Regions from separate parts of the Mus musculus genome. Here region 2 is linked to region 1. A link is a loop called in an ENCODE intact Hi-C map of the cell type or tissue named here. Cell type or tissue: left cerebral cortex. All regions are shown on one strand. Region 1 overlaps Rims3 (regulating synaptic membrane exocytosis 3). Region 2 overlaps Nfyc (nuclear transcription factor-Y gamma).

Region 1 (2,500 bases):
TTGGGAGAAGTGCCACAGCCCGCCTAGTCTCCACCCTCTGGGTGGTCCTGGCAGGAAGTGGATCGAGCTGGCCAGTGAACCCAGCAGACAAAGAGACGGCACAAACACTGTGTCTCCTCACCCCACTCCCGACCCATCTTGCTCAGCAACCTCCCACAGCTTTAGGCTACTGCTGAGCTGGGGACCGGCTGGTACCCCATCCCTACCGGGATCCTTCCTCAGGTCTCCCAGCTGCCTAGCCTCACCTGGGAGGGATTTGGAGCCTGGTTTGGGGGTCAGGCCCCGAGCTTCAATCACTTCCACCTCCAGCTGGCCACTCCGGTCCATGATGGCAATGTGCACATCTCCTGCAAGGAAAAGAATGAATGTCCAAGTGAGGTCACATGGGGCTGGCTGGCACGATGCAACAGAAAACATTAATCTGCAGGGGATGCTGCAGTGTCCCTGGGAAGGGAATATGATAGAGCAAACTGTACTTGTTGAAATAGCTCTCAGGGGCTGGTGAGATGGCTTGGTGGGTAAGAGCACCCGACTGCTCTTCCGAAGGTCTGGAGTTCAAATCCCAGCAACCACATGGTGGCTCACAACCATCTGTAACAAGATCTGACTCCCTCTTCTGGAGTGTCTGAAGATAGCTACAGTGTACTTACATATAATAAATAAATAAATCTTTAAAAAAAAAAAAAAGAAATAGCTCTCAGGAGACCACTTCAAAGGGACCAAGGCACACTGTGGGGGAATGACCTTCAAGGAGCACATACTTAGGTTATAACTAATGACTGCCAAACTCTCACCCATGGATGGTGGGTGAGGGGTTTCTGCTTCACTACACAGAACAGGCAAGTCTGGGGGATGCAGCGTACGCCGCAGCCCTTAGCCAGTCTCTTCAGTATATGGCAGACGGATAACAAGAGTATCCATGCAAAGAGAAGCTAAGCTAGGAGCCTGCCCAGCACATCTTTGACCCCGGGAAAAACAGGCTGGGCAGGCCTACACACCCTGCATGATGAGAGCTCACAACACACTCCAAAAAAGGTAAGGGACTGTGGTGAATTCGTGCCCCCAAAGTATGCAGTACAATAATAACATGACGGTTGACAGAACTCATGCTGACTTCCAGGAACTCCTAGCTGTGCTCGTTGTGGGTGAGCAAAGTTTAGAATTATACAGTAGTGTTTGGAACTCCCTTCAGACAGTGTTGAATTATAAATCTGAGTCCCCCTCCCTCCAATTAAATGGGTGAGACTTTGAGTTCTGTCAACCATCATGTTATTATTGTACTGCATACTTTGGGGGCAGGAATTCACCACAGTCAGACACACCCTGAAATTCGTCCTTCTCACTCCAGAGGTTCCTGACCCTGGCAAAAAGACCAAAGGGCCTCATGCCTAACCATGAATATATACTTGTTTTTCCCGCTCTGCGACACAAGGGGGCACCACACACAAAATATTCTAGGTTCTGACGGGTTCATTATAAGGTAGTGGTTGCCACTCCTCAGAGTGTAGGGAAGGGCCTGAGATATTGAGCAAAAGCTTGGAATTAAGCAAATCTGATACTCAGGGCTGGAAGAGTAGACTCGGACTCTCTGAGGGTCCTCTGGACCCCTCTTTCAAGGAAGAAAGGAGAGTACCATACAAAGAAGCCTGGCATAGAATCTAACTCCATTTTCTGTTTCTGCTCTGAGGCTCAAAGGTCAAGTACCATCAGAAACATCTGGATCCAGTAAAGCTCAGGTTAGACTAATGGGGAAGCCTGCCTGGCCAGGACCCAAAAGCACAGGGTTGGGGGAAGATCTGAACACTGCTAACAGGACCCAGTGTGGGCTTTGAGCACTTCCTAGCTGCCAGGAAGAGATGAGAAAATTACTAAAGGTCCCTAGGTGCCAGTCGCTGATGGGAGGAACCAGTCCAATTAGCCACGGTTCCTAAGGAGAGCGCTAAAATGCTTTATAGAAAGTATCTAACAGGAGTGCAGCAAGAAGGGGCGTTAGATTGCAGAACTGAAGCAGGAATTACTAATTCTATCTTCCAGATGAGGAAACGGAGGCTCAAGAAAGTCTAGGGAAGGTAAGTCAACATGGGCTAACACTGTGACCCAGTTATGCACTGAGGGATGCGACAGTCTGGAAAAGCTGCTGCTGGGTAGGGGTCCTTTCTGGCACCTGAGGAAGACACCTGCTGCCACCTCTGATGCTGCTGCCGCCTTCGGCTCTACCACACACTGGACCCCAGAGCTCCTCCTTTCTACTATGCCCCCCCCAAAACCTGCCCTTATTCAGCAAGATTTACCCATGGGGGGTGTGGCCAGCGTCTGTCGCCCCACAATCTGGGCTGGTCCCAGGCCATCCAGAAAGTCACTGAACTGGCTTTCAGCTCCAAGCCGTGTGGGAAAAATAAACCTGCAGAAGGACACAGAAGACATGTGAGGTAGCAGGTGGGCTAGGATGGGGTGGATGCAGAGTCCTTCCATCTGGGAGCCTTGGGTCTCAGTTTCTCTT
Region 2 (2,500 bases), 130 kb after region 1:
GGTCCCAGTGACAGCTAGGTTCTGATGTTCTTGTGCCCTTGGGGAAGCATATTTACTTTACCTCCATAGACAGGCTCAGCCAGAGGAACCCCACACCCCTCATGTCCTCCCTGCCTTGCCATCTTGAAAGCTGAATCATAAGTGCGCGAAGGGGGCTACTTACTCCAGGCCTCAGGCCTGAGGGCCATGGTCATCAATTGCAGATGATGGGGGACAGTGGTGAAGGGGCTGCATTGTTAATGGATCCTTTCGCCTCAGACCCAAAAAAAGCAACAATCGTTTAAGAGCTGGACCTGTCTGGCCCAGTTACATTTCTGGTGATGTATCTATTGACAGTGGTGACAGAGCTGAGTTAGAGCAGGTCTCCAAAGATCTCATTTGGGAAAATGTGAGGAATGAGCCAAAAGTAAGGCATCCATGCTCAGGATCATCTCTGGAATCATTAAAGGACCTTTCTCTCCCTGCTACCTGCTTGCCTGTGGATCTGGGCTTCCCATGAGTTTCTTAGGTCTCAGTGATACTGATTGTCTTATCAAGACTGGTTATGTCCATGAGCCTGTCCCCTTTTTCTACTTCTTTTTTCTTTTCTTTAAAAGCATGTAGGTAGGATTCTTACAATTTTTCTTGAGATCCAAGAAGCCCTTTACTTTTATGACATGGAAGCAGAAGGAAGTGAGAAGGGTTTGTGGTTCCTCAGAGGCCAATTTGGGCAGTAGAAGCCAGAAAGTGGGGAGAATGGAAGAGATTCAAGAAGTGGCTACTTTGTGGGTACTTAAAGTCTCCATGACATAATTTTACAAGTTGGCACCTAGTGGTTGTTTAATAAATGTTTGTTGAGTTCATGCTGGATAAAATACATATGATTTAAAGGTAAATTAAACTTTTCAGCTGCTATGGATAGCAATCTTGCCACAAAGCTCAGTTGGCCTTAATCTATGAGAATTATTGTTTGTCTTGGACTTGTTCATTTATCCTGAAAGCATTTCTGCAAGACTAACTTTGCACTAGGGTAGTGAATAGATTAATCAAAACTACCTACAGTCCTCAAGCAGCTTATAGACCTACAGAAGGCGAAGGACCTAGAATAAGAAGCAATAACAAGCCTTTCACACCTGCCCCTTTCTTGGTCTTTATAGTCCTTGCGAGGCTTGCAGGAGCTGATTTGGGCCATTGTGGGGACACATGAGAGAACAAGCTTTACCTGATAGATTAGCTCTGATAATTCCAAAAGCTGGTACAAAGGCTGCTGCAAGGTGCATGTTCCATAGACACACACGCACAAACCCTGGTCTTTGCAGCTTGCCCAGCTCTTCCCAGAAGCTGTCATCATATCCTGCAGTTCTGTGTGGCAGTATGAAGTCCTGTAAAATGTAAAGTGTGTGGGGTGAATGTTTTTCTTTCTGCGCACGACTCACTCTCTCTCTTTCTCTTGGCCCAGAGGGCTGCACACCGAGTGTCGGAAAAAAGTACTTCATGGCTTGCCATGGGGACTGTGAGGGCCAAGGCTGCTTGCTGCTCACTAGGTGTTTCATATTGCAGTCAGATAATCTGGGTGATACGGGCCTGGTTTGGAGCCCACCTTCCAAGGATGGAAGGGACCACCCACCACTTTGCCCTTCATTTTGTAATCTGCTTTCACTGCCTGAATTAGGGCTTGTAGTCAAAGCCATAACTCTGACTTTAAAGCTGAGAGCCTCCTAACTTGAGGGGAGATGGTGGTTCCGATCTCCCTGTGTGGAGCCAGATCTTTGCTAACCCTAAGTGGAAGGAGAATGAATGAGAGAGACTTTTTTTGCTCTGCAGGCCTTTGTCAAACACCTACTCAGTGGCAGGCCTCATTCTGAGCATTTTGTAGGTCTTGTGCTGTTCAGTCTTCATGTGATGAGCTGATAGACCCTCAGCTAACATGCCTGCTCTCTCTTCGTGCTTCCCTACAGATCACACAGACAGAGGTCCAGCAAGGACAGCAGCAGTTCAGCCAGTTCACAGATGGACAGGTAGGGACCCAGCCTGAGTTGGGGTCCAGGGATGGCAGACGGTGTGGGTTTGGATGGCTACAGCTTTCTTCCTAGTAGTGGACAAAACATTGTTAAATAAGTAGTACTCCTTTACGTCTGCAGGCTATGGGAGCCAGAAACAAACAAACAAACAAAACCTTAAGTGTTATACAGCTCAAATTACCATTCTTCAGGGAGTGACCTGAGCCCTGGAGGTGGGATGTGCCTCTTCGGAGTTCACTCAGTTATTGTTACAGAGCCAGCACTAAAATTTCGGTTTTCTGGTTCCTTCTCTAGGACTACTTTTTTACTATTCCAGGACACTTAGATATGTGGATTAGTTCAAATAAAGGAACATATGACTGCTTGAACACTCTTAGATACCGAAGGAAGAGGGGCCTTCTCTGCTCACCTGCTTTTCCCTCACAGCATAGTCTCTGGATCCACTGAGGATGAGATGGGTGATATGTCCAGATTTATGTTTTCTGATGCCCAGAAAGAGA

Evidence for each region. Peaks named below come from ENCODE experiments on the same cell type or tissue, not always from the same donor. Only the 100,000 strongest peaks of a DNase experiment are listed, where the experiment ranks them.
Region 2: it touches region 1 in a loop (5-fold over the local background); 7 of 42 quality-filtered maps call a loop at or near these places.

The regions. Positions count from the first base shown.
Region 1 is chr4:120,886,835-120,889,334 of GRCm38, reverse strand. It overlaps Rims3 (regulating synaptic membrane exocytosis 3), which reads right to left. Exons shown (of 8, transcript NM_182929.3): 5 at 2,292-2,401; 6 at 246-347. Among named protein-coding and RNA genes, the nearest start is that of Rims3, 33 kb to the right of the region's middle. In left cerebral cortex, a CTCF peak has its summit at 1,440 (motif pointing right); a DNase peak (open chromatin) is centred at 1,443.
Region 2 is chr4:120,758,829-120,761,328 of GRCm38, reverse strand. It overlaps Nfyc (nuclear transcription factor-Y gamma), which reads left to right. Exons shown (of 10, transcript NM_008692.4): 9 at 1,938-1,997. Among named protein-coding and RNA genes, the nearest start is that of Mir30c-1, 9.5 kb to the left of the region's middle. In left cerebral cortex, no CTCF peak of the experiment used is centred here; a DNase peak (open chromatin) is centred at 1,395.